Linked DNA regions of Homo sapiens: all the other regions are linked to region 2. The links are chromatin loops, found by intact Hi-C in ENCODE. Cell type or tissue: heart left ventricle. All regions are shown on one strand. Each heading gives the region's core, and the rest is flanking DNA. Links, peaks and the distances in the headings are about the cores only. Region 1 has its middle 47 kb from the start of LINC02270. Region 2 has its middle 170 kb from the start of LINC02270. Region 3 overlaps LINC02270 (long intergenic non-protein coding RNA 2270).

Evidence for each region. Peaks named below come from ENCODE experiments on the same cell type or tissue, not always from the same donor. Only the 100,000 strongest peaks of a DNase experiment are listed, where the experiment ranks them.
Region 1: a loop joins it to region 2, with 2.5 times the contacts of the local background. A loop is called at or near these places in 2 of 110 quality-filtered maps.
Region 3: a loop joins it to region 2, with 2.3 times the contacts of the local background. A loop is called at or near these places in 2 of 110 quality-filtered maps.

What each region holds. Positions count from the first base shown.
Region 1 is chr4:12,170,560-12,181,669 of GRCh38, reverse strand. No RefSeq gene overlaps it. Among named protein-coding and RNA genes, the nearest start is that of LINC02270, 47 kb to the left of the region's middle. In heart left ventricle, for the core only: no CTCF peak of the experiment used is centred there; no DNase peak of the experiment used is centred there; H3K27ac peaks cover 1,492 bases.
Region 2 is chr4:12,388,998-12,400,107 of GRCh38, reverse strand. No RefSeq gene overlaps it. Among named protein-coding and RNA genes, the nearest start is that of LINC02270, 170 kb to the right of the region's middle. In heart left ventricle, for the core only: no CTCF peak of the experiment used is centred there; no DNase peak of the experiment used is centred there; H3K27ac peaks cover 558 bases.
Region 3 is chr4:12,230,330-12,241,439 of GRCh38, reverse strand. All of the region lies in intron 1 of LINC02270 (long intergenic non-protein coding RNA 2270), which reads right to left. Among named protein-coding and RNA genes, the nearest start is that of LINC02270, 12 kb to the right of the region's middle. In heart left ventricle, for the core only: no CTCF peak of the experiment used is centred there; no DNase peak of the experiment used is centred there.

The DNA of each region.
Region 1 (11,110 bases), core at 1,840-9,839, 220 kb after region 2:
TGAGGCCCACTCAAATTAAGGAGGGCCATCTGCTTTCTCTGTTCAGTGATTCAAATGCCAGTTTCTTCTGAAAACCCCTGTATAGACATAACCAGAAATAATATTTAAGCAGATATCTAGGCATTTCCTGGCACACTCAAGGGTCCAGGGATTTACACATAAAATTAATAATCGCACAGATCAAATCTTCAACATGAACACAATATATTCTTACATAACTTAAGTGTCATTTTTTTCAGTTGAGCTAGTGTCCATCTTCTCTTTGAGTAATGTTCCAATTCCTGCTATGGACATACTGACTAATTAGCATGCTACTTGCGTATGGTAGTCATACATAGCAACTAAGGAACATTCTGTAATTTACAATAATTCATATGACTCTTACATTTATATACTTGTTGGTCTAGACATAGCATGCATGAAGTGTGATATTGATTCCTTAATTTGGCGAGTAGATACACATTGAATGTGAAAATTAGGAAGTTATATTTTATAAGAATATTTAATAAAAATGCATTTTAAGATGATCTAAAATAATTTTGATATGAAATTAATATTTATTATTAAACTTGCATTTTAGCTTTTATGATGTTTGTCAGTTTTGAATATTTGTGAAGAAAAATATCGTGATTGAGAATAGATATAGAATAATTCTAGTGTTTATATTTTACATATGTTGAAATTTACATTTTGGATAAAATATTAACATTTACTAATCTCTGAGTACATTTACATTTTATTTTTGGTCAGCTGGACAGTTATAAATATAAAATATATATATAAAAATATTGACTATAAAATATGGCAATGCTGATGAAATGAAGGTAAATCATGAAGTAAATACATAGTAATGTATTAAGTGTATATTGTCTCTAATCATCCAATCATCATTCTTTTATAAGTACAACACCCAGACATGCACAATAATAATAAATTTGGTCTTTTTTGATATTTTTGGACTGACTTTGACTTTCAGTCACCTAAAAGCTATACACGTTTTTGGCTTGAAGGTATATTTATCAATATAGAAGTTATATATTAATTTATTATATATGTGTTTATTAGTTTATGATGTTCAACTCTTTAAATGTATGATAAATCGGTTTCCTTTTTTATTTCTCACTCAGTCACCATAAAAGTTAGGTGAAGCCCTGTTCACATGAATGGACTGAGACTCACATTGAAATGTCAGCAGCCCCCTCTACTTCTGGCTGTTTAGGCTTAGACTTGATATCCTTATCTGTAAAGTAGGACATCATCAGTCCCCTCATTGTATTTCTGGGATGATTACATAAGCCAACGTCTGTAAAAGTGTCTAGCACTTAGCTCATGCTAGTTTCTTCTCATAAGCATATTATATCACTTGAACCTCAAAATAATGAGGTTGGTTTCATTAAGTGCTCTGTTGTTCTTTAATAAATGATAAAAATGAGATTCTGGGAAGATGGTACCTACTAGAGATCACAAGTCAGTGAATGGTGGATGTGGGTCCATCATGCATGACTTAATGGGGTAACAGTAAAAGAAAGTGTGGCCCTTGGGATCAGAAATCCAAGTTTGAGTCTCATCTTTACCATTTAATGGCTATGTGACCTTGAACAAGGAATTTAAACTTCTTCATTGTCAATTTTCCCAAATGTCAATTGAGGTTTAGAGTAGCCATCTATAAAATGTGAGAATTAAATAAAGTAGCATAAAATACTACCAGATGTATGTGATTTATATGGTTTCAACCTTATTCCTCTCAATACTGTGCTCTTGTTACGTTGAAAATATGCCTTTTTCAGTAGGAATATTTCTTCCAAATAAATGTTCACCTACAACTCCAATGTTATTGATACATAAAATATAAAGAACAGCCTTGGATGAATTAGAACAGAGCCCCTGTGTATTAGAATGCCACTTCTTTTCCTTACTCTCCAGGACTATGGTGGTGGCTCCTGAAGGTATTTTCTTTGAACCTGAAGGCTCTAGAAAACAAGGTTTGAAATATATGCCCTAAAACCACTTTCCTTGTTACATCATTGCATACATCTACATATGAAATAATCTGCAGTGATAGCTATTTTCCTGAAGCAGTTCTGACAGCTCAACTGAAGAAGAATTTTCCATCCGCCTCTGCTGGCTAATGTGGCCATTTCTGCACATCATAAACATGTCTCCCCACAATGCCTCCCACTTCTCCTTCCGCTCTCCATCTTGTTCCAACACTGGGCCAGCACAGCATCAAGCATCCACACGACCTTGGCTTACTTCAACTCAATCTAGCATCCGTGTAAAAGCATTCTGAGACTCCGTATACCAGACGGGTGGCTGGCTGTGTGCCACCAGTTTAATTGCCAGCTTAAGTCACTTGAGTTTCCTAATTCTAGAGTAGCGTTTTACACACCTGCAGTTTTTTTCTTTTTCTTTTTCTTTTCTTTTTTTTTTTTTTTTTAGCTTTTCATGCAAATCTAGATTTTGCCAACTCTGGCATTTTTCAGTAACAGCACATTTCTCTCTGACAGTCCCATTGAAAGCAAGTGGGGCTTAGCACCTTTCAACTATGATATTGCCTTTGGCTCTCACACAGATGTCTATCACTTCAGCTTCTATTTTCAGGGTTCAGGAATGTATAAGGTTTGGAAGACTGACCTGTGCCAGTAATCAACATAAATCATATTGTGTCACTCTACTGCTTACTATTCTCCAGTGGTTTCTCATTGTACTCAAAACTCTTTGTTTTTCCTTCAAAATATGCAAGTGCTGATCTCTCCCTATTCCTACAACAACATTTAATACTATGATTCTTCTCTCTCTCATTCTGCTCTATCCACTATGACCTACTTTCTGTTTTGCTGCCACCAAGAGTTTATTTCTGTAGCAGTCTTTGAGATAACTCTGCTCAGTCTAGAATGTCTCTCTTCCTAACGTTATGTAGCTGCTCCTTCACGTCATTCAGATTTCTGTTTACATATCACCTCCTCACAAAGATGTTTGCCGACTACCTACACTAAATTAGCTACTGAGAAACTTTCTGTCACATAATGCTATGATAATTCTGTACAAACGCCTACCTGTACTTCTTTAATTTTTAAAATGATTGCATTTTGGGGTTTGTGTTTGTTTGTTTGCTTCTCCTTCTTGAGTGGAAATTCCATGACTGTGGGGGAACTTCTATGTTTCATTCACTGCTGTATATTCAGCAAATGAAACAGCCTGACACACAGTAGGGATGCAGTAAATATTTGTTTAATTAACTGCCTGGCCTACCAACAGTGTCTCTATTCCCATAAAGCCAAGTCTCTTACCTTAGTATTATATTGGATGTGATGTGGATTTACCAAGTTTTATTTGTTGTCATTTCCATCTAGTCACACAAAATAAACTGAACCAACTCTTTGTGGTTAGGTAGAGTTATAGGACATTTTTGGATAACACAATGTGAGTGGAAGTGATCTGCACCAATCTGGGATGAGGCAGGGAAAAACCCCTCACCATTCTATCTTCTCCTTTCCTCACTTTGGGGATTGGCTGACCAGAGGCTGTGTGCCAGGATGGGATCACAAGATGGAAGTAGCATGCCTATGTGAGTCATCTCTCTAGACATAGCTGCCATAGAGGGTGGCTCAATCCACACTGGACTTATAATGGGTGGAAAACAAACTTGTATGTGTTACGTTGGTTACCACAGCATAAGCATAACCTATCTGGAATAATGAATCCATACAGAATGAGAAGAGCATGGGATCAAGAAATACCCAGAATCAAAGCCAGCCTAAATTGTTTGATCTATCTAAGCTGCTACTGATATGGTTTGGCTCTATGTTCCCACCCAAATCTCATCTGGAATTATAATCCCCACGTGTTGAGGGAGGGACCTGGTGGGAAGCAATTGGATCATGGTGGTGGTTTCCTCCATGATGTTCTAATGATACTGAGGGTGTTCTCATGAGATCTGATGGTTTAAAAGTGGTAATTTCCCTTGTATTCTCTCTCTCTCTCCTACTGCCACGTAAGACAAGCCTTGCCTCCCCTTTGCCTTCCACCATGGTTGTAAATTTTCTGTGGCCTCTCCAGCCAGGTGGAACTGTGAGTTAATTAAACCTTCTTCATAAATTACCCAGTCTCAGGTTGCATTCTTATAGCAGTGTGAGACTGGACTTGTACAGCTATGAAATAAAGTGTTTAACGTACATGCACACTTTTAGGTGGTTAGTCATATAAGTACTTGGGACAAGTAAGTGTTCATTAAATTTTAGTTCAAGATTAACATTTCTAGAAACAAATTTACCTATTCATTAAATATACAATGCAACTTTGAATCTTATTGCATTCCAGCCTTAATATGATAATGAACACCAGCCCCTTTGTTCCTAGAAAGGGGTCCTGATCCAGACCCCAAGAGAGGGTTCTTGGATCTCTCTCAAGAAAGAATTCAGGGCAAGTCTGCAATACAAAGTAAAAGCAAGTTGATTAAGAAAGTAAAGTGGTGAAAGGATGACTACTCCATAGACAGAATAGCATGTTCCTGAAGGTAAGAGGAGGAACGTGTCTGCCCTAAGTACAATGCTTGTGTGTGTGTATATGATAAAAATAGATCTTGGGGAGATGTGCTCTGCTACAAAAGTTTGTGTTACAAGATTATTTTTCTTAATTACTGTATTTTGCAAGAACTGATATTATTTTTAAAGCAAAATTAGGAAAGCCTTTGTTCTCCAGATATTGGGATATCTGGACACTCCCAAGTCTGGGTCTGTTTTAGTCAAATTATTAATTTGTTCCCTTAACCATAAATATCTAGAGTCTAGGAATGCCTAATTTCCTGGGAATGCAGCCCAGAAAGTCTCAGCCTCATTTTCCTAGCCCTCACTCAAAATGGAGTCACTCTGGTTCAAACGCCTCTGACACCTTCATTACTTATCACTTATTCAATGTTAATATTGGTCGTCCTTTAAGATGCCAGACATTGTTCTAAAAGCACCAAGGTGAACAAAACACCTTTTCCCTCTAAAATATCTCTTACTTCAATAGTTAGGATGGACGTGCAAGTAAACAAATTTGATGAGTTGAGACAAAAATAATAAAGGCTATGACAAAGATTCCATCTAAATGGAAGAGGTAAAGTTTGAGCTGGATCTGAGGTTTTTTTTGCATTATATTTTTCATGAATATTCTCATTCATTTCATCATTGATTCAAATCCTTTTTAAAATTTCTTTGGGTCCCTGATTCAGCAATTATCCTCTCCCCTTTCTTGGTATTACTTTTTTCTATAACTCATTCTATTTGCCCTAAAATATCTTATTAAAATTACAAAGTAAAACAAGTCAAATCAAATCAAAATAAATGAGCAAACAAGCATCCTTCTTTTTTTTTTTTTTTTTGACAGAATTTTGCTCTGTCACCAGGCTGCTCCGGTGCAGTGGTGCGATCTAGGCTCGCTGCAACCTCTGCCTCCTGGGTTCAAGCGAGTCTCCTGACTCAGCCTTCCAAGTAGCTGGGATTACAAGCGTGCATCACTGCTCCCATCTAATTTTTGTATTTTTAGTAGAGACGGGATTTCACCATGTTGGCCAGGAATGTCTCGATCTCCTGACCTTGTGATCCATCCACCTTGGCCTCTCAAAGTGCTGGGATTACAGGCATGAAACACCATGCCTGACCACAAGCATCCTTCTATAGATATTGCTTGCCAGTAAGCAAAGTTTCTTACTTTCTTGATGATGTCTACCCCATATCTGCATTAAATCACCTTGCTTTCACTCAGAAATTCATTCCTTCATTCTTCAACAAGTATTAAGCATCTGCTGTTTGCCAGTCACTATAGTTGGCATTGGAGATACAAACATGATTGTTGTTTATAATATAAAGATAAGACATTTAGATAATAGCAAAAAAAAAAAAACCCATGCAACTTTACACTGTGACATGTTTGTATGTCTTTCCATCTGGTATGCATAGTTCTATAAAACTATAGAAGCAGAGTCATCTAACCAGCTAGAATGTCAAAAAATGATTTCTCAATGAGGTAATATTTGAAAGGAGTCACAAATTTAATGAAGAAAGGTTTCTTAGACATGAGAAAGAGAAGACATTTCAAGAGCAAACGAACTTGGAAGACAGCAGTGTGTTCAGAAATGGACTTAGATTGTAATCGTGAAAAATGAAGTCTTGAGAAATATTTAGAAAACTACAGGAATTTAAGGAAGTCAGAGAGCAGGAGCTATGCAGAATGGCACCTAGCTTGCTTCTCTGACGGAGCCCATGAAAAGATGACCCAATGTTCTGAGATCGAAAACACTACAGAATGAATACCATTTGGGGAGAATATACTGAATTCAGTTATTCACGTGTTGGCTTTGAAATGCCTGTCAGTTATCCAAATGCATAATCCACGTAAGAGCTTGGATTTATAAAGCTAAGATGGAAAGACTTAATATAGGGTGTACATTTGGAAATATCACAACAAAAATATACAAACTATAACACTCAGGGTAAGATTATTTTCCAGAAAAGATTATAGCGTAATAAATCGGTTTAATATTAGCTACAAGAAAGTCCCTCATCTCATTAGAAATGAAGAATGAACCAGTAAAGACCAAGGAGGAGTTGGTAAGAATAGAAAGAAAACCATGTGGTTTTAAAGCTAGAGAAAGTCAGAGTTTATGAGAAAATGCCTGCCACATGCTTAAAATTGCTGAGAGCCCAAGTTAAACGGGTAGCAGTGAGGGTTCTTTGATGAAGAGCGTGAGAATTATTACAGGCCTCAGCAAATGGAGGTTCAGTAGAGTAGGTGGAGCCAAGTCTGACTGAAAGGAGAAGTGTAAAGGGAGGACTTTGGAGACAGAACTTATCAGCTATAGACGACTTTCTAAGAGGCTTGGAGGCTGGGAGGAAATCTACACAGAATGGACACAGGGCACAAATGGTCCAAGATACTCACACTTGATTTCTTTTTTCTCTCTATCTTGCCTTGCACACATTTGCCTTTACAAGGAAAGGAACATATACTAATTGGAATTTATCTCCAGAACTCCTGTTACCACTCACCTTATCAGCTTCCTGGAAGTGAATATAAATGAACCACGGAAGTCAGAAAACCGCTTGGATCTTCTTCACCGCTTCCAACTCTAAGCTCCACTCTAGTATAGAAGCTCCACTCTGTTCTTGGGGGTTTCATTGTGTTCCTAATCCATTTCAGAAAATTTTTTCTCATCAAGGCCATTGTGAAATGAAAGAACTTGAGTTTTCTGGGGAAATCAGAGATTGTGACCAACACATCTCATGTCTCTCAAAGTATAAATTTCAGAATTCAGTAAATTGATAAGTAATGTTTTATTCAATTCCTTAAGAAGTATGATGTACTGTATTTTTTGCACATAGTCCATGAACAGATGTCAAGGATTTTGATATACCCTCAAGAAAGCTTCTCAATAAAAACTAGAAAAAAAAAAAAACTAAACAAAACAAACGTTTTGCAAAATATTAGTGTCCATTCAGTAGTTTTAGACAAACACTTAATACCCCTGATTTATAGTTCTGATTCTGTCTCTTTTTACTGAGCAATTTTGGACAATCACTCTGCCCTGGGACCTCGTTTTCTTAATTTGTAAAGAAAGGAAAATTTGCCCAAATTATTGTTCCAAGTGTAAAATTTTGCAATTTATACTGGTATATTTTATAGTTAGATTTTTGAAAAAGATACAAAGGCTTTATTCTGTGCATTCTATTAATAAAACAGAGTTCTCAGACTGATGAGGCCTATGAGGTTGTGTTAATTCATTTCTCAAGGAAACTATGATAGGGCAAAACAATTAGCTATTTATGGCATTAATGCAGTAGAAGTGCTGTGCTCTGATTATAAAATGGAAGGAAGGCATGAGTATCCAGAAAAGAGGGAAAAACAATTTCTCCTAAAGGCAGCTATTCTGGGAATCTGATAAGTTTCACCCGTGGCATCATCCTGAGCCGCCAATCATGAGAAGATTTCAAAGAAGATAGGTTACCTACCACCCACCTGACTGTAGTCTCTAAGGAAGTTAGGAGCTGACAGGAGGAGGAAGTAATATTGAATGTAATCTGTCTTGGCTTTGCAGGAGGCTGAAATGATCATTTCGTAGGAGTGAAGTTTACGTAAGAGTAACTAGACTAGGAGAGAGATGGTCTTCTTACTTGCTAGGGAAGGTGAGTGATACTAATCATAAATAATATGTATTAATGAAACAAATAATTCTAGTATCTTCTCCTATTTTTAACTTAAAATAAGTTCCCCTACTTCATTGTTCTTGTTTGAATTATGTCAACACAATAAAACACAGCATGACCTCGGCCATAGAGAAAAGACAATTAGTCTATTTTAGAGATTTAGTGCAAGACAGTGTGGGTTCAAAGGCAGTCACCATCTCTAAAGAAGAGGGAGATTTGAGCAATTTACTAACTGTTCTAGCATCAGTTTCATCATATGCAAAAGGGACCAAGCTGGTGACTACTTCTAAGCTTACTAAAACAATAAGACTTTTACAAATGAATGAATGAATGTAAACAAATTAAACTATACCTAACATATAGGAAGTATAATATTTGCTGTTATTATTGTCTATGCACTTAGAATATCTATCAAAGTCTGCATTTGTAAAATGTACATTTCTAAAAGCCTATATAATTTATAAATAATGAAGTTGTATTAACATTCATAAAACACACACAGCACCCCAAGACTGAGAGGTAATATTGGCTGTAAAAACAGAAATCTCACAGAAGGAAAAGCCACTGAAACAAATGTTCCCATTTGTCTTTAGCACTGTCCAGGAGAGAGAGATTATATTTTATAAAAATAAATTGTCTCTCCATGTCTGCAAATCTGACCATGTGGTAGAAATGTGCACAGTAAACCATCATATCTCAGTAGCATCCACAGTTCTGATTGGACTGGCACTGCTTTTTCTCCATGCTCGTTTTAAAATAACTTTCTGATTATGATTTTATTTCTGGAATAGATTTGCCATGCAGAACAAATGCACTGACCAACAAACTTGGTTATGTAATCCACTTGATACATTACATTTCTCAATATAAATACTAATTTAGCAATTTGGTATTCTGGTTTATATGCAACCTTCTTGTGTAAGGAATTAGCATGGCTTATTCCTCAGAAGCACATTCATTTTTGGATGTATTACTAACTTTCTTAGTTTATAGAACTATTCCCTGGAAATGGATGACATTTGCAAATTACCAGCGTCATTGGCAGATATCTCTGGTGACTAGCCAGGCTTCTCCAGGAAAAGTCCTTCTGTAAATGTCCTTTCAAATTGTAAGAAAAGTTCTCCAGCCATAACAGAACTGGATAAAAGCTACTCTAGGTCTTCAGCAGCCTCAATACAGCTTACCTTCAGGATTATGAGTACTGCCATTTTTGACCAATGTTATAATTTGATACAACTTATTTCTTCACACACTCTTTTCTTGTCCACTATTCTCACGTTTTTCACTCCTGTTCTGTCTTTAGAGTTGACTTACCACGTGAAAAATGCAACTACAAAACCATAGATGGCTTGAGCTAGAATGGACCAGAAGGGTGAGGGCAGATCTCAGCTCCCCTACTTGTCAAGGGGCAAAATCATTGTCAGAAAAGAGGATTCCTACAGTTCTGGTTTGCTCTCACCTATTCTCTAGTGTTATTTTAAACCACATTTTACTCTACTTAAAATTCTCTAGCCTAAAAAACATCAGGACAATGAGTAATTTCCAAATGAGATGAAATGATATCAAGTATCCTTGAAACTGGTCATTGGGCCTCAGAGGAACATATCCACCTGTTTGAGTAGCTAACATTTGTTTATGTGTGCATGTAGGGGTTGTGTGTGTGAGTTTTGGAGGGTACGACTAACTTTCTCTTCAACTAGCATAAATAGTATACGTGTATATGTTTGACAACTATTACAATGCTATGCCTTTCTATATCTTTATTTTCTTATTCGTAAAACGGAGATAATAGCAATAATGCCTAAGTTTCTTAGGAGAATTAAATAAAATAATACGCCTAAGGCATTTAGTGTAGTGTCTGACACATTTGATCACTCTCTGAATACCAGTGTAGCAGTTTTTGTTATAACATTTATGTATCACTCGTAATATATTTTTATTATGGCATCAATTTGATACTTATGATAATTTCTTGTCATTCCTTTCTCTCTTTCCATAATTTACCATAATTCACAGCATTTGTTCCCTTCTAGTAGCATAAAAATTAATTCATTTGTAATTTTTATTTTCTGTCCCAACCCACTAAATTATAGGTCCCACCAAGGTGGAACCCTTCATCTCCTTTTTTCACTACTGTATCTTCAGTGCCTAGATCAGTGCCTGACCCATAATAATTGGACAGTAAATATTATTAGGGTGAATGATAGAAAGGCACTTCTGTGAGGTGGGTGGAACAGGGGTTATTCTCCCTGTATTGCAGCAGAGGAAGGTGAATTGCAAAGTGGCTTTAACATTTATGCAAAACTGCACAGCTGGAAATTCCCAAAACCACTGGTAGAATTCTGGTAATTCAATTGAGCAAAGATTCTGAAGAAGGAAAACATCTTGGATCATCAGAAGCAATTTAGCAGGAGAAAATTCACTTGAAAGATTGAGATGAGGACAGGCTATTGAAATGTTTAAATTTCAGGCTGGAAGGCTGGAAATGCACTAACAAGGCAATGGGAGTCATTAAATGTTGAAGATGCTGTAAATGGCATAGAGAGGTTGGGTTTTATAACTTCCACATTGAGATTATTTTATTATCCACCAGTATATTTATAATTTAACACACTTTGGTGGAAAAAGTGTGTTTATACAAATGCACACAGAAGTGTTTATAAAAATATACACTCCATGATGTACATCATATCCTAACTCCACTCCTCCTCTGCTACAACACACAAAAATGGATGTGCCTAACATGTGACCTTGGGAAAAGACAGCAAGTCCTTGACCCTTCTGGTAGCTGTCCATGAGATGCTTAGGCAGTTGATATTTCTGGACAATGATAAGACTCTTACTTGAAAATACCAAATGCCTTAGCAAGTAATAGAATATACTTCAGAGACTGTCTGCTGCCTCCTTCTGCAGGCTTGTCTATC
Region 2 (11,110 bases), core at 1,493-9,492:
TTTGCCACTCCTTTAGCTGTGTGGTCGATATGGTTTGGATCTTGTGTCCCCACGTAAATCTCATGTCAAATTTTAAAGGAGGGACCTGGTGGAAAGCGACTGAATCATGGGGGCAGACTTCCCCTGTGAATCAGTCATGAATCATGGGGGAAGTCTGTTCTCGTGATAAGATTTTTCACAAGATCTGGTTGTTTGAAAGTGTGTAGGACTTCTCCCTTCACTTTCTATCTCTCTTGCTCCCTTGTGAAAACATGCTTTCTTCCCCTTCACCCTTCTGTCATGATTGTAAGTTTCCTGAGGCCTCCCCAGCTCTTTAGCCTTTGGAACTGTGAGTCAATTAAAACTCTTTTCTTTATAAATTACCCAGCCTCAGATAGTTCTTTATAGCAGTGTGAGAATGGACTAATCCAGTGATCTTCCTCTGTATTGCTCCAGAAATGTGTTTATATAAATAGCTTAGTATATTGTTCTAGAGATAAAGACAATTATTGTATTTTTTCAAAATGAAAGAGAATTTGCTAAAATCCAAATTGTATAGCATTTTTATAATTTGAGGAGTAAAGATTCTTAAATAGGCACACTTGTTTTTATAAGACACAATTGTAGTTTAACAGAGGTCACACTGGAAGAGAAAGAGAAAAACTGATTTATGAAATCCCTTCTGTTTCAAACCACTTTTGAGTTCCTAAGTGGTTATTCAGTCTCTAGAAAATTAAGTTTACTCATCTCTAAAATTGAGTTAATAATACTTATTTTCCATTGAGTAATATTGTGTATGTGGATTTTGTTTGAACAAAGATGTTGGAGAGCCTAATGCAAGAGATAAAATATACTGAAAGATCAATAAATTAGTTTCAATTGAGTGCTTAGCTAAGACAGAATAAAACTAATGGTCTTTACAGAGGACATCATTACTTCAGTCAAGATCATAAGTATTAGTCATGATTGTCATTTCCTTGAATGTAGACATCAATATAATAAGAATGTCGTCTCTCATTTTCACCATTCAGTCCCTAGTATTGACCATAAGGGCTGGAACATAAGACATATTCAACCATCATTCCTTGAATGAATGAATGAATGAATGAAGAAAAAAATTCAGAAAACAGTTCATTTGCACTATCCTCTAATTGTTGTACTAATTTTTATTCATAGTAATAGATAGGGAGAATTGATTACTGCTGTAGTATCAAAAGGCTGAGAAAGGTTCCAGTAAAATGACCCATCAAGGAAGGGAAAATCAGGGGGGCTATAAGATCAGAGTAATGGGAGTATTCTCAGAAGTCAGCTAGTCCTCTTCAGGATGTCTACCTATTCCAGTTTGTCCAGGAGAATATGAACTTAAGTGTGTTATGTAGAAGTAATTATAAATAAATGACACTTTTTTTTTTACTTTGAAAGTTGTAATGGCTTGGATAATAAATTATATGAGATCCTAGCCCTATTGCTATTACAAAATTTTTAAAAGGCCTTTTTCTAGTATTTGGCAGCATGAATCTTGCCAAGTAATGGAAAGCTCAGGAAGTCATGCCGTGGCTTAGTCTATCATTGAACAATCCAAATACTAGAAAATCTTTATGTGTATCCTCATAATTGTCCGTCAGCCACCCATTATTACCTAGAACTATAACAGCAAGGAAAGACTGACTTCATTTTCCATGCCCTTAACATAGAAACCTGTGAATATTTGAAAAATACTATATATCCCCTTTAGGTTTTCTCAATTTTACATAAGATATTTCTAGCTCCTTTATTTTTTTTTTTCATAATTTGTTGTTTCCTAATTTCTTATTATTCTGGACACACTCTCTTGGATGCACCTTAAGTCGCCAATTAAAGCTCAGAATTTCAAGGCAAATTAAAATTTAAATTTCTAGAGTTGTCTTTCATTGTAGATTTTACCTCTTGCTTTTCTGTCTGTTTTTCACTCAGTATCTCTTTCTCTATTTTTTTGTCACTCTTGTGTTCCCTTTCTCTATTTTGTTCTTAGTCTCTTAACCTGTCATGTTCTTGAACTTTATCTCTATCACTGCTGTTCTGTTTCTCTATCTTTCTCTTGTGCTGCAGATCAATTCCCTGCTCTGTTCTCATTTTCATTTGCTGTCCTGTCTTCTGATTTCCCTCTCTTCTCTTTGTCTTTCTCCTATTTCTCTTTCTCTCTGAGCCGGCAGTGTATCACTAAGCATGGGCCTGCTATTAAGACAGTGCCACCTTTCTTCATTGTCATTGACTACTAACTGGCAGTTCTGAACAACATGAATAGTAAGGGAAGACTCAAAGTTGGAATCTGAACTGTCAAGGAAATGTCACATCTAAGAAGAATAGGCCTTGTGTTTATCTGTATTCAGTTTCCATTTTCTTTTAGATCACATTGAATTTTAAAATTCTGTGAAACTATATTACAGATTTTCCTGTTATCATTATATCTAGCGTTCAGCAGAGCTGATCCCTGAAAAAAAAAATGAATAATGAGGTTTTGGTGAGATTCTAAGTGTGAAATTAACCCAAATAGAAAAAGTTTGTATTCTGAAAAAGCCCAAAAGACTAAGGCAGAATTGACCTGCCACATAGATAGGCATTGTTTGGATACTGAGAGGACAAATTTAGAGTTGAAGATGTCAAAACCCAGCAGATTTTTGAACTTAAAGAGTATTGTAATAAATTTTTGATTAATTGGACAGAGCTGTTGAAGTTCTCACTGAAATATGGGTTTTCCAGTTGGGCATGGAAGGTCATGCCTGTAATCCCAGCACTTTGGGAAGCTGAAGCGGGTAGACTGCTTGAGCACAGAAGTTTGAGACTAGCCTGGGTGACATGGCGAAACCCCATCTCTACTAAAAAAAAAATATATATATATATAGCCTGTTGTGGCAGACACCTGTGGTCCCAGCTATTCAGAGGGCTGAGGCAGGGGGATCACCTGAGCCTGGGAGTTTGAGGCTGCAGTGAGCTCTGAGCACACCACTACACTCCAGCCTGGGCAACAGAATGAGACCTGTCTCCAAACTAAATAAATAAAACTAAATAATAGAAATGTGGGCTTTCCAAATACGTATAAATTTTCAGAGAGGTTTATTCATTGGATTTTAAAAGAGCTATTACATAGTTAGTGCTCAGTAACCTACTGGTACTGTGCTAGGCATTTTTACAAATTTTGGAAATTTTCACTTTAAGACAATTTCAGTCTCATAAAAGAGTTACAAAAATAATACACAGAATTTCTTATTCCAGTGATTCTCAACTGAGGATGATTTTATGCCTTCTACACCTTAAGGTAATGTATGCATTCATTTTTGGTCATCACAAGTTAACATAGAAATGTTGTTGCTACTGATATCTAATTGGGTAGAGGCCTGGGATGCTGCTAAACATCCTGCAACACACGTAGTATCCCTTCACAACCAAGACAGCTACAGCCAAAATCTTTACAGTGCTGCCATTGAGAAATCCTGGCATATGACCCTCATTCAAATTTTTCAAATGTTCTTACATATGCATAGTGTAGTGATTTTTTTAAATAATGAAAAATTAACACTGATGCATTACTATAATCTATAAATTTTATGCAAATCTTGCCAATAATCCCACTAATATTCTATTTCTGGTCCGAATCCAACACAGGATCCTGCATTTAGTTGAACTACACCCTTAAAACCCTTAAATTCCAACAGTTCTCAGTTTTTCTTTGTCTTTCATTACTTCAACACTTTTGCGGTCTACTGGCAAGATATTTGGTAGAATTTCTCTCAATTTATAGAATATCTCTTTATTTTAAAATTCAGATTATTTATTTTTGATAGCAACACATCATAAATTATGTGTCAATCTTAATGAACAGATGATGTTAGGTTGTGATGATATTAATTTTGATCACTTAATTACAGCGTTGTTTTCAGGTTTTTCTACTATAATGTTATTGTTTTCCCGTTTGTAATTAGTAAATATTTTATGGGAATTACTTTTAGACATGTAAATTTCCCATATATCATCATGTATTCACCCATTAAATTTAGTATTCATTAATGATTTTTGCCTAAAAATATATTACTTTAGAATTTTCCAAGTAGTGTTTTCCTATTTTCCTCAATTCTTTTATATTTATTGTTTGGAATTCTCCAATGAAGAAGAGCTTTCCCTATCTTCCATATATTTGTTTATTCAATTTTTCATGTATCATAGAATAGACTCAAGGATTGTAATATTTTCTAGGGCTATATCCCATCATTATCATCATCAACATCATCATCATTTGGCTCAACTTGTACCTCACTGACTATTGGAAACCCTCTCAAGTTACCGTTTGTGCACTTCTGAATTATCCTCATCAGGTTTTGAGCATTGCATTCTTTTCTGGAACTGCAATATGTTTGAGCTCTTTGACTCTTTTCCAGTTATGGATCTCTGTCTTTCCCTAAATCTCTCTCCATAATGTATAACCATATCTTCTTCAGGGCTTAGCTTGCCTTACATGCTTTCTCTTTAATTGAATTAGTTCCTTAATGACTTTTCTGTCCATGTGTATGAATAGACATATATGTGTTAGTATGTGTGTATGTTTCATTCTGATTATCACTTCCCATTCAACAGATAGTAAGTAATATTGTAGTGTTTATCATAGTGCATATTTACGGGGGAAAAGATATCAACATGTTATTAAAATGAAAACAGTAAAGGGTTAAATTAAGGGAAGATTTTATATGTAAACAAGTTTCATGACAGATTGATCTCATTAGTGGGCCAAATTCTTCACCTTTTGCTGTAATTGTGTTCTTTGCCATATGACTTTGAAAACAGTTTACTGTCAGACATGTGGATAATCTGAACCCCAGTGGAGGCATCATCTGGATGACCATCCGGATGCTTGAGGAATAAATGCTTAATTTTGTTATGCTACTAATTTCTTGTAGTTATTTGTTATGCACCAGTAATGTTGTGAAAGTTTATTGATATAAAACCATGTGGAATGACATGCAGAGTTGGACCAAAAACAAAAGCTTTATAGTTGTGAAACATTGTTCTTGTTGTGACTACAAGAGAGATGAGCCAAAAGAATATGGTGGGTGTTTCACTAAGTAGAGTGAAGTTTAAGTAATGACTGAACTGCATATGCACTCTGCCCAGAAGTGTTAGCATAAGATCAGCACCTGATTACTCAGACATTTCTTTAGGAAGCAAAGAGCCACATGGAAAAGAAATCAATAGTAAGTGGAGGAGGAGCAGCAAGCAAATTCAAGAGCCCCACATTGAAAGAAGGTAAGTAAAAAAAGTTTTTGACATAGGAAAGAATAAGGCCTGGAGGACAAAAATTTGAGTTTAGTGTAAAATGGTAAAAGTGAGTCTAGATTTCCAAGAGCTTCTGAGTATCGTATAGATAGAGCTTGTTTTCCTCTTGACATTGAGTTAAAATCCATGCTAATGTTAACATACACAACTGCCAAACACGCAGTGTTTTCTGTACCATTTAACAGCAAAGGTGTCTGAAAATAGCCCGGGGCTGAGTCTGTATAAAAGCTTATTCTCTCAGTTGTCTGAGTGTGGTAAACTCACTGCAAACTTGCAGTCACCGGCTTAAATGTTTCTCTTGATTTAGGACCTTAAGCTCTTCTAGGAATAGAGGAAGAGAAAATAGGAGTAGAACAATAATATAATAACTTAAACGTTTGTTGAGTTCTCCATGTCCCAGGAACAGTGAGTGCTAAGAAATTTACCTTCATCATATCAATAAATGGTCCCAACACACTCTAGGGATAAGTATTACTATTAACCTTACTAGTTCATAGTTAATGGAACTGAACCTTATGGAAGTCAAGTAATTAACCTAAGGCCATAGTGCTAGTAAGTGAAGGGAAAGAACCTTTAATAAAGTCTCAGAATAGCTTTAGTCTTGGCAGAAAAAGGGAAGAGATGAACAATTTTGGTGGTCAGTCAGAGAAGTCTTGCAAGAAAAGATGTTTTTCTGGGTCTTTATGAATGTGTAGAAGAGTGCCAGGAATCAACAAGTATGTCATGGAAAAAAATAGTAGGCTATTCCTGGAAGAGAAGATAGCCTTTGCCAAGACACCAAGGCACATGCTAAGTGTGATACATTTGAGATGGCGGGGAAGCAGTGCAATGGATCATAATGGAGAGCAGGCAAGAAAAAACAGTGGAGGTTATTTTTTTTTTGACTTATTACAAGGTATGTGTTTCATTTTATAGGTCATAAGGAGTCGTTGAAAGACTCTAGGCTAGAAAATTGTATGGTCAGATTTAGATTTGAGTGTGTTTACTTGCTCTAAGCAGAGAATAGCCTGAGAATGAGTCAGACCAGTTTCATTTTCACACATTAGGAATAAAATCAGTTCAATGTAGGTAAATTATCTTGAAGTATATTCAACAAAATTCTATTGATACAGTCACCCTTTGAAATATGCTAGACTGAGAATCAATAAAGTGAGCTTAAGTAAATGCCCTAGCTTTTATGATTAGCCTAAGGGAACATACAATGTTAGATATTTTAGGTCTATGAGAAATAAAAAAGTTTCACCTCTGCATTTCAACTGGCTTCACAGATGTAGCCTTTCCCTTCTAAAATTTTTCTTCTAAATTTCCCTTCTGGAAACAGTCATGTAACTTCTAATGAAAAAAAATTTTCTCAGTTGAATTATGGATTAATGTTTCAAGTTTTGAAATTCTTCACTTTCCCGTTTCACAACCATTTCACAAATCAAACAGCTTCTTGATTGATCTCATTACTGGGCTAAATTCTTCACCAAAATTCTTGGTTTTGTTTGAATTTAAGTTCTGAAAATTAATTTTCTCAATGTACTTCTTTCCTGAGGAGTGGAATTAAGGTGTTCCTTTAAAATTAAAACCACAAAACTCTAGCTTCATATATAAAACTAGGACCATATTACAAATCTTGCTTGTGTAATGAAATAATGAAATTATGCTTAACATAAAAACACATACACGTTTCCGTGGAATGTAATTTTTAAAAACGCATGAACGGAACCAAAAATCATCAAATTTTGACATACATATAGCTATCCATTTGTGTAGCATCCACCCCTGCTTGGTCCTTTAGGACTATACACACATATAGTTATTAACATATATAAAGATATAATAATCTATAAATTAAATATAAAATATAAATTATGTAACTTACATGTAATTTCTTGCATGTAATACATAACATGCAATTTGCATAATGTTTGTATTTATAAAAATAAAATATAAAATGGTATATATATACATACATATATCACACACATGTGTATACACACATATATCACACATAAAACACCTAAGAAGCCTTCATTTATTAATTTTATAACATATTTAGACATCTACTATGGGCCAGGTAATGTGCTAGGCATCTAGAATATTGCAGTTAATAATCAAAACTCAACTTCAGCTCCAATAGAACTTAGTGGCCCTGTACAGTTTAGTTAAAATATTAGTCCTGAATCCATCTCCGGTGAGCAGGACAGGTTTACATATCATCCTGGAAAATATGTACCCTCTTTAATTTTATGCCTAGACTTGAATCTACTGATATGACGTCTGCCCTGTACTCCCTTTCCTTTAGATCCTGTTTGGAGTACCAATAAAGAACAAACATTTTTCTTTGACTGAGTTAAAAACTAGTCGTTGAAAAGAGGGAGTCAGGCAGACAGTGATCAATATGGCAGCTAGTTGCTGACAGAGATGATGATGGAGAAGAGGACGTAGGTATGTTAACCAGCCTGTGCAACATTCACATTTAGAAAGATTTTCACACCGAGTCACAGACAAAGCTAGATAATCTCAGCACTGTTTCTCGTTCCCAATCTCATCAACACCAGTTCCTCACACTCCAAAAGGGAAATAGCTTTTACCAATAAGTTTGCCCCATGGTTTACAGTAGAAGAGTGTACATACTTTCCTAGCTAGTAGATGCCAGAGAGACGAGAGGAAAAATAGAAAAACTGTGCAATCCCAATTCATGCTCCCATGTGATCTAGATAACTAGGTCACATGGGATCTAATCTTCTGGAAAAGAATGAGTGAATAGGCAAAACCAGACAAAAATGTTGCATTAATTGATGTACATTTACATGGAAATATGAAGCAAGAGGGGTGTCTCCTTCTCCAGGACACATGTCTATCCACCACATTTTAGATGTTAACAGTCTAGTTCCAAATGAGGAGCCAAATAAGAGCTCTACCTCTGATGTAAGCTCCACCACAGGCTTTCTCTGCTTGGCATTCACTCCATTAGCTGCTTGATTTTTCTGGTCAAGGTACTTCCATCAAATCATAAGGAAGGTGCATATCAAAATCATCGGCAATTGATGACAGACCACAGAAAACTGAGCCAATGAGAGAGTTCCCAGGAAAACACTGGAGCTGTGTTTGTTGACGGGAAGAGATGGAAGTTGGTAATGCAGAAAGATGCTACCCAGCATCTAATCTTACTGGGTAACAAGTGCATTGGGATGGAATAGCAGTAACATAGCAAGGTAATCTCAAAACTATAGATGCATGTAGTAGAAGAATGAAAGCTCTAGTTCTGCAGTTTTCACTGGAATATGGATTATGGCACTAGCACTGTCTAGTTGTTTGTTATCAGAAAGATATGAATGATTCAAACATTAAGTTCATGTCACCTGTACACTACAGATACCAAAAATGTTAATCATGATACCTAGTTCCATGAGGTCACACAATGGCAAGTATGATAAAGCCCTTAGCATAATGTCTGGGACATACTGAAACCTTGCTAAACATGAACTATTCTTAATGTTATTATAATTACTATTAATGACGTCAAAATGACTATTTCTTTCACCAAAAGATTCCATTTTTTCTCTTTTTTTAAAAGTGAGTTTTGTAGAAATATCCATATATTATACAATTTTACCATTGAAAGTATACAATCTAGTGATTTGTAATATATTCATAAGGTTGTGAACATTAAAACTAATGTTTTCTAATTCAGGAATATTTTAATCCCTTTTCCCACCAAAAAAACATATCTGTTAGTGGTGACTTCCCATTCCCATCTCCCCAACACTGTCATCAGCCCTGCCTGCAACCACTAATCTCGTTTCTGTAGGTAAAGCACATAAAACACTTAACAAATTGCCTAGCATATAGTAAGTGGCCAACATTATTACTGTAAAAATATAATGCCAGCTAATTCTACATTTACTGTAACATCAATACAATGCCCTTGATGCAGAGCATCAGATTATATCTTTGTATATTTTGGATACATGATTACAGGAAGCTTGTGGTTGAATCTCAGCTATTTAATGTTGTAGTGCCATGTGTTAGTATTAATTGAGATATAATTTACATATCATAGCATTCATCATTTAAAAGTGTACTCTTCAGTGTTTTTATTATATTCATAGCTATGCAACCACCCCTACTATATTATTCCGGAACATTTTCATAACAACAAAAAGAAAACCATATCCATAGCATTCATTGCCTATCCTTCACTTTTCGAAGACCCTGGCCACCACTAGTATATTTCTACTTCATTGAATTTGTATGTTCTAGTCATCTCATTAAATGGAATCACATGATATGTGTCCTTTTGTATCTTGCTTCTTTTCCTTAGTGTAATGTTTGCAGGGTTCATCCATGTTGTAGCATAAATTATTACCACATTCTCTTTTATGGCTAAATAACATTCCACTGTATGGATATACAACACATCCATTGCCATTTATTAGGTGATAGACTTGTGGATTGTTTCTACTTTTTGGTTATTATGAATAATGCCATTGTAAAAATTAACGTACAAGTTTTTGCTTGATACATATCTTCTATTATTTTGGGTATGTACCTAGGAGTGGAATTACTAGCTCATGTGATAATTCTTATATCTAAGATTTGGAGAACTGCCAAAGTGATTGCATCATTTTACATTTCATTTTCTCCACATTCTCATGAATACTTTTCATTGTCTGCTTTTTAAAAATTTACCATCCTAGTAATATATCTCATTGTGTTTTGATTTGAATTTCCCTAATGACTTATGATTTTGAGTGTCTTTTTTTGTGCTCATTGAACCTTTGTTATCTTTGGAGAGATGTCAATTCAAGCTCTTTGCCCATTTTTAAATTATTTTATTTTTTTACATTCCAGGGTGCATGTGCAGGTTTATTACATGGTTAATAGTGAGTGTCAACTTGATTGTACTGAAGGATACAAAGTGTTGATTGAAGGTGTTGCCAAAGGAGATTAACATTTGAGTCAGTGAGCTTGGACAGGCAGATCCACTCTTAACCTGGGTTGGCACAATCTAATCAGCTGCCAGCATGCCTAGAATATAAGCAGGCAGGAAAAAATGTGAACTGACATGACTGGCCTAGCCTGTCAGCCTACATCTTTCTCCCATGCTGGATGCTTCCTGCCCTTGAATATCGGACTCCAAGTTCTTCAGTTTTGGAACTCCGACTGGCTGTCATTACTCTTCAGCTTGCACATAGCCTACTGTGGGACCTTGTGACCCTGAGAGTAAGGATGGAGTTCTTTCATTGGTTTTGGGGTTCTCAGAGTTAGATGCTTAATATGATTAGACTCAAAATTTCTCAGGACTCTACTTCTAATAGTATAAAGAATACTGATAGTCCTTGGCCAGAACTGTTTAGAGAGTTATGCAAAATAAATGGATTTGACACTCCTGATTCACTGCTCATGTGAGGCAAGGAGTTCAATGACTCTACACAGAATACCGTTGACCATATATGGAGAGCCAAGGAACATAATGAAGCTGGTTGGCGGCTCCTAAGTTCAGTGAACACATTGATGAAAGAAAATAATACACTTAGGGATTATATCTCCCGGCTTCAGGACAGATACTGAGCCTCGTATCTGCTAAGATTGCCCTGAGTGGGAGTCTTATCTCCTGTAGAAAAAGAGCTGAAATTGTGGAAAAACAGACACAAGCTCTTATCATGCAGGTGGCTGACTGCAACGGAAGGTGCATGCAGAGCTTTGACAGGTGTCTACTGTTAAAGTGAGGGCATTGATTGGAAAATAATGGGACCCTGCAACTTGAAATGCAGATGTGTGGGAGGGCCCTGATGAAGCTAGGGACACTAAGTTTTTAAACTCTGATGAACCTTTT
Region 3 (11,110 bases), core at 2,009-10,008, 160 kb after region 2:
ATGATCTCATTTTACCTTAATTAATTCTTTAAAGACCTTATATCTAAATGTAGTCACATGCTGAGGTATATTCATGACACACATGCTGGGGATGAGGACTCAGCATATGAATTTTAAAGGGACACAATTCCATCTGTCACCCTCCTCCATGAAAAATCTAAGTGATGGGTCCTCTTAGCCCATTTTTCAGAAGAGAAAAATGAATGTTCTGAAAGGTTGAAACGCTGTCATATTCAAACAGCTTTAAAAAATACAGAGAGTAGCTGAATCACAGAAAACAGTGACTTGCTCTTTCCTTCCCTCCAAGATGTCCTTTGCTTCCTTGATTAACATTTAGGAAGAATGGACCTAGAAAAGGGAAAAACATAAAAACACAAAATCATAATGCTGCTCCTCCGATTTCTGGGTTTTTATGTAATTATAATTACTAGTATACTAAGAAACAACCCATGATCTTGAAAGCATTCATTTAATTTCTCACAAAACTGTCTAAACAATGGAACTTAAAATAAGTGAACAAATATTTGGTTAAAATATTTGGATAAATTATGTATCTGTGAATATTTTCCACGTGCATACTTAAATATGAAATATTAAGATGTGTGAGGCATGTCATAAGAACAAATATGTCTTGTTTGAAAAAATGCAAGTAAATAATCTTATTTTCAGTTTTGTAAGTTTAGAGTTTTTCCTACGAAACTTCAGTCTTTATGGAATCCTAATACGACGTTCTTATTTCTATATGGGATTTAGCTACTATAAATTGGGAGAAATTAAGAGTGACATCTATTTATCTTGACATTCTATATATAGTTTTTTCAAGGTAAATCTATTAATACTGCTTTATTCAAAACATAATATGGCACAATCAAAGTTGTATCAAAGTCTGTTAGGTAGATTCATGACAAGTCATCATTACTAAATTGTTCACAGTGGTAGAAAGGGGTGATGGAAAGATGACTTGAGTAAAACTGAGGAATCCTTCAGTTTATTTTAAGCTCAGCTACAAACCTGTCTGATGATACTGAGCAGGCTACGAAAGCTTTCCAGGCATCAGTTTACTTACTAGTAAAAATAGAAATCCCCAACATGTAATTAGCAAATTAGATCATATGTGTGTAAACTTCAAGAATGTATAAATGTAAAATATTATTGCTATTATTATTATTTTTCTTTGTCTTTCCTAAGGAAGAAAATTGTCTGCTTGTATTCTAAGCACTTTGTAAACAAACACTAGGTATTCAATGAACAGGGAGCAAAATCTAGTTCTCAGCTAGCTGATAGAGTGAGGGAGAGAGACAGGGTGGGTGGTTTGTGATTAAACACTCCAAATGTTCCATGCTAAAATAGATATCAGTGTGGTATGCCCTGGGAGCATAATAAAGGACACCCCTGATGGAGTAAGCAGGGATGAGGAGGGAGTCAGAAAGTTTCCTAGAGATGACACTGAAACAAAGTTAATTAGTATGAGCAGGAGGTAGCCGAGTCAATCAAATACTTTTTCATACAGAATACATTCCATAAGCGATTGCTTTATAACCAATTAAACTCTTCACACAAAATATAATGGGAGACTTAATTATGTTTTGATATAATTTGTGATTTTTAAAAATAAATAAATGGTTGGTTTCTTTCTACAAGATTTCCTGTGGATTTTCAAAAACTTTCAATTATTTCTAGATATTAATATTAATACTTCTAATGTGGTGATTCTGACATGGCAGGTTGTATTTCCAAAAACAGTCACAACATTTCCTATTTTGCATCTTCCTCTACAATGTGACTTTGGCCCTCCTTTCATGGAAGGATGAAGCCTCTGCTTCTTCCCTTAAATGAGAGTGTGCTTCCAAATCCTTTAACAGATAGAGAATGCCAGATATGATGCTGTATAACTTCTCAGGCTGCCTCATGAAAGGTGATGCACCTTTGCCTTTTTCACTGAAATACCTGTGCTTGGAACACACACACTTTAAATATGCTGCAACTGTTAAACTGTGAGGAAGCCAAGCTACATAGTAGGCAAACGTTGGGGCTCTGAACAGCAGGATTAGTCTTTGATCTTCCCAGGCCAGGCACCAGCCATGTGAGTGAACAACCCTTTCGATGGTATTCTTTCCAGGCTCAAGTTTCCCCCTAGCTTTTGAGTCTTTCAGCCATAGTCCCCAACATCAAGTAATGTAGTGTAGACAAACTATGCCCTGAGGTACATTATGAATTCCCAACCTCTAAAATCCAGGAACATAATTAAATGTTTGCAGTAAGCTGACACGTTTTGGGCCAGTTTGTTATGGAGTGAAGAATCAGAATAAAACTTGACACCAAAATTGTGATGCTGCTGTAACAAAAACCTAAATCATGTGGCATTAACTGTGGCCCAAACAGTGGGCTGAATCTTGAAGGGCCTTGAGGAGAATATCAGAGAACACTGGAGTGCTAGGGAGGAAATTGTTACAGGAGGCTGAAAACAAGGTAATTCTTGAAGTGCAGTAGCAACAAGTTTTGGTGGAGTCTTCCCTGTGATGATGTGTAAAATAGAAAATAATTTTAATTAACTAGTGGATTTGACTGAGAAAACTTCCAATATGGAATATGAAATAAGATGATTATTTGATGTATTTTAGCTAACATATGGATAGAGAGAAGTGAGCCAACAAGAAATTGTCGGGTTTTAAAGCAACTAAAATTTATAGGAATTATAAAGGAGCCAGGATTTGTTGGGTTATTAAAAACAAAGAACAAAAAACAAAAATGCAAAATCATGTGATAAAGAGCCACTGGGCAAAAATAAAACACAGAGTACTTGCAGAATAAATATAAAGCCAAGGTTATTATTGCAGAAATCCTTTGTAATACTTTAGAACTATATTAGGTGGTACCTCGTAGAACCTTTAAAATAGACTGAGGCCTTCTAAGGATCTCAACATTGTGCTTTACAGACCATCTCTCTTAAACTATAGGGCTTCTGAGAATCTGAAGAGCCTCCCAGAAACCTAATCCAGAGAAAATTTGTAGAAGTATGCTTAGTCTAATGGAATAAATTATAAATCAATATACAAGAAACCCAAAAAGTTTTATTTTCATTTATTTACTAATTTTTACTAATTTGACTAATTTTATTTATTTACTAAACTAATTTATTTGGAGACAGGGTCTTGCTCTCTTGCACAGACAGCAGTGCAGGGGCGGTACCAGTAGAGCTCATTGCCCAGGCTGCAATGCAGGGGCAGTGCCAATATAGCTCATTGCAGCCTTGAATTCCTGGGCTCAAGAGATCCTCCTGCCTCAGCCTTTGAGTAACTAGGACTACAGGTATGTGCCAACGTGGCATGCCATTTAAATATATGTGTATGTGTGTCTCTGTGTGTGTATATATATATATTTATATATATATATATATATACACACACACACACACACACACATATATATATATATATATATATATATTTGTGGAGACATGATCTCCATCTCATTATGTTGCCCAAGCTAGGCTTTAAGTGATCCTTCTGCCTTGACCTCCCAAAGTAGTGAGATTACAGGCATGAGCTGCCACACCTGGCTCTAGAAAGTTTTTAAGAGAAAAGGACTGAAAGGAACAGATAGTATAAAGAGAAAATAGACTTTTGAGAAACCAGATTTTAATAGGCAGAAAGTTGGCTGAGAGGGACACTTAGTTACAAACATGCATCCTATCTAAAAATGTAGAAAACTGATTGATTTGGAAGGTTGGGGCACGACCACAGAGTGCAGAGCCAAGAGTCAAGGGTAACAATTAAAAAGGAGTAGCATGGAATTCTAATCAAGAACTGATGATGTGTGCTTGCTTGCATTTTAGAAATTGTTATTATCTGGTGTCTTCTATTTTGTGTGCCTTTGAATGAAAATGACTACAGTGGTTGTCACGTGCCTGTCCCACTATTGAATTGTGTGTGTGTGTGTGTGTGTGTGTGTGTGTGTGTGTGTGAGAGAGAGAGAGAGAGAGAGAGTTGGGAGGTATATAGTCTCCTGTCTCTTTAGTTTACAGATTTTTAAATTGATAGAAACTGCACTAGAGTTGTCGTACAAAAGGGGCTTCATCTGAACATGGACCTGGTTTTGATAATGAAATCTTAAACTTCCATCTGATTCCATAATAGTAGAAAACTTGGAAGTGTTGGGGAGGGCGAATGTATTTTCTAAGTTGAAGGGATGTAAATTGTTGGGACTAGAAGTCAAATTGGAGAGAGTTGTATCTTCAAAAGATATCTATAACTGTATTGCACGTATTTATTTATAGTGTGAATTTGCAACTTCTCCCCTCAAAATGAGGAAAGAAAAAAGGCCTTGTGATTGCTTTGAGTATGGCAGAAATGACATTCTTCCATTTGCAAGATGTGATCCAAAAGGTGATGCAGATTTTGCTTCACTTATTGGAAAACTCATACTTCAGTCCCTTCATGAAGGCAGTCTAACTGCCGTGGAACTGCTATGCTGAGAAAATTAAGCTACGTGGTGATTTTGCATGTATGCATGAGAGTAAGCAGTTCTAGCCCTTGATTCATTCCATCCCAGGCACCGGACCTGTCAGGGAAAGAACCTTAAAATGATCTCAACCCCCAATCATCACATTATGGTTAGTCTTTAATTCATCCAAGTAGAGGTCCCATATGTTATGACGCAGAGACAAGCATTGTGTAATGTCCATGTGGCTGTCCTTCAGAATGTGAGACTGTAATTAAGAAATTTCAGATAAAGCCACTAAGTCTGACTTGATCTGTGATGCAATACTAGTAACCAAAATGGTACATTTTAAATAAAAATGTATTATATTTCAAACCTATATCCATATTGTAAAATAAATCCACACATATCTAAGAATATAAAGCCAAAAGTAAAAGATCTCTTCACACATACCCTCAGAACAAAAGGAGTTAGTACTCTTGGTAAAAGTAGTCCCCGTTTGAAGCTAGATGTGCATTCTTCCAGATACTTTATACACTTACATATTTTATAGATACTCTCTTTTGAGGGATAATAATAATAATTTGTGGAATACTATTCATATGGTTCAAAATTTTTGCCATTTGAATGTAACTGGTTATGTTGGAAATCGTAACATTGCAGCTTATGTATAAATATATATGATTGCTTTTAACATCTAAATACAGAAATGAGATATGACTTTCATGGACATTAGCAATTTTTTTCTTCATAAGCCTCTTAAGATACTAATAATATTCTTTATTACTTTTTGGTATAAATGAGTATAATTAAGGATGAACTAATCATATAATAATTGCTATAATAATTATTATATTCACTGTTTTAGTTGATTTTGAAAGATTAAACTTAGAACATTTGTGTCAGCTTTAGGCACTGTGTCTACTAAGCTTAGAAGTTGGTTCTGACCTAATAGAGTCTTTATTGTGGATGTTTATAATTTGTTTAATCATTTTTGAATTGAATAGTTTTTTTTGAAGTTTCTACTGTGAAAATAATTTTTTTTGTTAAAAATGCTGCAGTTTACATGCTTGTACCTTTTCCCCTTTAAGTGCATGCATAAATATTTCTCTAGAACACATATCTGCAGTTACATTTTTTACCTTGATAAGTATGTGCATTTTTAAAATTTTAATAAATACTCTCAAATTGCCTTCTCAGAAAACTAGCAATTTATAGTCTTTATAACAGTGTTTATTCATTGACACACAAAGTGTGTTTGTTCAATTGACACACAAAAATCAACAGCATTGTAGTATGCCAACAGCAAATTCATTGAAGGAAATCCAAAAAGCAATGCCATTTGCAGGATCTACAAAGAAAATACCTAAGAATAAATTTAAACAAGGAGGTGAAAGACCTCTACAAGTAGAACTATAAAACACTGAGGAAATAAAAAGATTACAAAAAATGAAAGATATCCTATGTCCCTGGACTGGAAGAATTAATTTTGTGAAAATTACTGTACTACCAAAACTAATCTACAGATTCAATGCAATCTTGCAGTGTCATATACCAATGTCATTCTTTATAAAAAAGCCTAAAATTAATATGGTAACAGGAAGTCTAGAATAGCCAAAGCAATGTTGAGCAAAAAGGAACAAAGTTGGAGGCATAACAGTACCTGACTTCAAAATATACTACAAAGCTATAGAAAGAAAACAACATGTTACTGGCATAAAAACAGACACATAGGCCAATGGAACAAAATAGAGAACTTAGAAATAAATCCATGTGCTTACAGCTAACTGATTTTTGCAAAGGCCTCAAGAACATTCAGTGGGAGAAAGGACAGTCTCTTCAATAAATGATACTGCAGAAACTTGATATCCATATGCAAAAAAAGAAAACTAGACCCTTATATCTCACCATATATAAAAATCAAATCAAAATGGATTAAAAACTTAAATGTAATACCTGAAAGTATAAAACTACCAGAAGAAAACATTGGAAAAATGCTTTAGGACATTGGTCTTGGCAAAAAATTTTTGGATAAGACCCCAAAAGCACAGATAACAAAAGTAAAATAGACCAATGGGATTACATTAAGCTAAAATGTTTCTTCACAGAATAAAAACAGTCAATAGAATGACGAAACAATCAATCTATATAATGGAAGTTTTAATATTTGCAGATTTATCCATCTGCTGAAAGATTAATAACAAAAATATATAAGGAACTCAACTCAGTAGCATGAAAACAAATAATCCAATTAAAAATGGGCAAATGATCTGGAAAGACGTACAAATGGACAATGGGCATATTAAAAAATATTCAGTATCACTGATCATCAGAGGAATGCATATTAAAACCACAATGAGATATTTTCTCACCCCAGTTAAAATGGCTATTATCAAAAAGATTTTTAAAAGGATGCTGGTGAGCCTTTGGAGAAAGGGGAATGCAAGTACACTACTAGTGGGAATGTGAATTGGTACAGCCACTATAGAAAACAGTATGAAACTTTCTCAAAAAAAAAAAACTAAAAGTAAATTTACCATGTAATCCAGTAACCCTCCTGGTGGATATATAGACAAAAGAAATGAAATCGGTATATAGAATAGATATCTGCATTACCATATTCATTAAAGCACTATTAATAGTAGTGCTTTATTAATAGTAGGCAAAATATGTAATCAACCTAAGAGTCCATCGACAGATGAGTGGATAAAGAAAATGGGGTGTGTATATATATAATGGAATATGTATTTGTCCATTTTCATACTGCCATGAATAAATACCCAAGACTGGGTAATTTGTAAAGAAAAAGAGGTTTAATGGACTCATAGTTCCACATGGCTAGGGAGGCCTCACAATCATGGCGGGAGGTGAAGGAGAAGCAAAGGCACATCTTACATGGCAGCAGGCAAGAGAGTGTGTGCAGAACTGCCCTTTATAAAATCATCAGATTTAATGAAACATGTTCAATATCACGAGAACAGCCTGGGAAAATGTGCCCTCATGTTTCAATTACCTCCCACCTGATCCCTCCCATGACATGTGGGGATTATGACAGCTACAATTCAAGATGAGATTTGGGTGGGGACACAGCCAAACGATATCAGAATATGATAAAGAATAAGTACCTGTTATTTGCAGCAACATGTGTGGAACAGGAAGCCATTATGTTAAGTGAAATAAGCCAGGTATAGAAAGACAAATATCACATGTTCTCACTTATATATGAGAGCTAAAAAAGTTCATGTAGTGAAGGTAGAGAGTGGAATTATGGGTATCAGAGAGTAGAAAGGGTGAGAGGTGGTGAAGAGAGGTTGGGTAATGGGTACAAACACACAGTTAGATAGAAGGCAAAAAGTTCAAGTGTTAGCTAGCATGGTAGGTTGACCATAGTTAACAGTAATTTATTGTACATTTCATCAAAGCTAGAAGAGAAGTTTGAAATGTTACCAACACAAATAAATTGTAACTATTTGGAGTGATGGGTATCCTAATTGTCTGAATTTGATCATTACACATTATATGCATGTCTCAAAATATCACATAGATTCCATAAATATGCACAACTATTATGTATCAATAAAAAAGCAAACAACAATTTACAAAACCTGTACAACATTATTTTATCTCCATTAAATATAATCTGCATGTGTCTCAGTTTTGTTTTGGTCCTTGAATTATCTGTTTCCGTTTGTTTTAGAAGATGGCATTGAGGGCAAGTTGCCCTTCTGAAAAGTGATTAAGAAACTGTACAGCATACCTAAGCCTGGACTTTCTACTAATTCTCGTATCAGAATAAATGTTTTCAGGTGCATTTTCATATACTGGGCAATTGGTATAACTAATAATCATGTTTTTAATGGTCGTTGGGTAAACTTATAGATGTTCACAAAAGGGAAATAAAAAGAGTAGGTACTTTTGTTTTTGTTTTCATTATATAAAACAAATAAAATCAGCTTACATTAAGTACTATGCCATGGAGATTTGAGTTGAAAATTCCTTTGTGTGAAACTTCAGTGACCTCTAATCTGATCATAGATTTGGTCATAAACTCTTTCATGGAGATAGGCCCGAAGTACACTTCTAAGCCTACCTTTTTCATCTCCTTCCCTTGTCTTTCCAATCTCCATCTTTTACTTTCAATCCCCATCTCCAGGGAGGAGAGAACAGAATGTCATGTGATTTGTGGGCTTGCTTAAACAGTCTTCTATAATGCAGACATGGTTGGTATAGAACTAGGGTTGTGGCCTTGAGTGCAGCTATTTCTAAGCAAATAGTGAACTTTGTCATCTTAAATGCTCATATTAACAAATTAGACACAATTAACAAATTAGGGAATCAAAAATATGCCCTTTTAAAAGGATCTTCAACATATTACTAAGTACGGTTATATAAACATCTATGGCTGGAAATCAATGACCATAATTGGAAAATATGAAATGGAGTGATGGGCCTGCTAGCATGAAAAAGTGTCCATGAACCCAATGTCCCAAGATTTGCCAAGAATAAGAGATGCACAGGCTTGGGGGTGGTTTCTAGTAATATTATTATTATTAAAATTAAATGATATAGCAAACTTATATTTTGACTGCTATTTATTGAGTAATGAGATAAGAAAGTAGGCTCAATTTGCCATCTTATGTGTATCAACCCATTAATGATAATTTATCCCCTGAGAGTTCCACGTTTTGATCACATTATTTGCTAATTTTACTTCGAGGAGCCTCAGAATTCTTTAAACATTGTTAGTGAATCCACAATTAAAGCAGATTCCAGTCTGTATTTAACACAACCCACATTTATAAACTTTTCAACATGTTGTTTTGTTTTACCATTTAACATCTCCTACTGGCCTCAAGATCACCTAACATAAACAAATAGGTATTAAATATTGATGACGTTCTTATTGAGAACCAGGTAATTTCACAGTAACAATAATTTTCAAATTTCGAGTTTCTCTCTTTCTCTTCCTTTTTTTTTTCTGAACCACAGAAACTTTCATGACCATTACTTACTTGAAAAGGGATTGTAAGCATGGAAAAGATGTATGTGATATCTCATAATTTAGATTTGTATATTTTTACATTATATCTAGAAATATTTACTCAATAAATATTAGGACCGGGAAAAAGGGGGAGTTTTAAATACTGCATCCAATGTCCTCATTTATAGCTGAGGAAACTGACATGCAAAGAGGTGAAATGACTTGTCCAAAATTCCTCTGCCTGTAAGTGGAAAAGCCAGGGAAATAGCTCAGGTCTTCTCTGCAGTCTAGAATCTTTCAGTATACTGTGAAATTGTTCTAATTGCAATCCAAAATCATACACCAAAGACTTGTGTCTCTATGTGTGTGTGTTGTATGTCATTTGAAAGTCAGTTGCTAAATACTCATCGAACTAATCAAAAAATGGCAGCTATGGTAATGTCTATGTGTCTATAAATATGATGGATACATAACCTTGTGTTCTTCCTGTTCCATGTGCCTGCAGCAATTGTCCTCAAAATGACCGTGGCTTCCCACAGCCTTCTCCCTTTAAAAGCTCTGCCATTTTTTCCCCACAGGAAGTTTTGTTTTCTCTTACTATAGCAGAACCACGTGGCTTGAGATTGACAAGTAACCTCTTTGCAGGTGTCATTTCCCAAGAATCAACAGCTCTGCCACAATGTTTCCAATTATGTTTGACAGCGTCCTTGTAAAAATCTGTCAACAACCTATTCAGCTTGTCACATACAAAGTACACTTTCCTAGTCTGGTCTTGTCTCCCCAGCAACAGGTATTAGGTCAAACCAAACTACACGGTCATCATGGAGAGTTAGAGCCTTACAAGGACCACCCTAGAGTGATTTTAAAAAATCACTTTTGGGCCAGACGCGGTGGCTCAAGCCTGTAATCCCAGCACTTTGGGAGCCGAGGCGGATGGATCACGAGGTCAGGAGATGGAGACCAACCTGGCTAACACGGTGAAACTCTGTCTCTACTAAACATACAAAAAATTAGCCGAGCATAGTGGCACGTGCCTGTAATCCCAGCTACTCTGGAGGCTGAGGCAGGAGAATCGCTTGAATCAGGGAGGAGGATGGAGGATGCAGTGAGCCAGATCGCATCAGTGCACTCCAGCCTGGATGACAGAGCCAGACTCCATCTAAAAAAAAAAAAAAAAAAAAAAAAAAAAAAAAATCATTTTAGGATGAAACAGAGTTATTAAGGAGACATTGCTGATTAAATTCACTGGAAGCCCATGATAGGGAGTGCCATTGAGGTTGATAGCTCTGAATACTCTGAAGAAGGCTGCACTCATACATTAATGTATTCAGCATAGTCAGGGGTTACATCTCAGACTGCTGACAGAATCTGCCGATTTGATAACTGAGCAGCCATCATTGTACACTGAGAAATCCTGGAAGAAGGAAAAAGTGCCAGGAACTATAAAGGTGAGAACGTGTCCTGATTTTTTAGAGAGGAAAAAATCAGGAATGTGTCCTCATTTTTTAGAGAGGAAATTACAGATTTTTGTCACTGTCTAACGGAGGCAATTAAATTAATGTTGTATTTGAACACTTAGGATACATAAGATCTCTCATACAGGTATGTGAAGATATCTATTATATGGGTTGACTCACAATGCATGAAATTAATGATCAATGAGAACTAACATGAGTTAAGAGCCAAGTG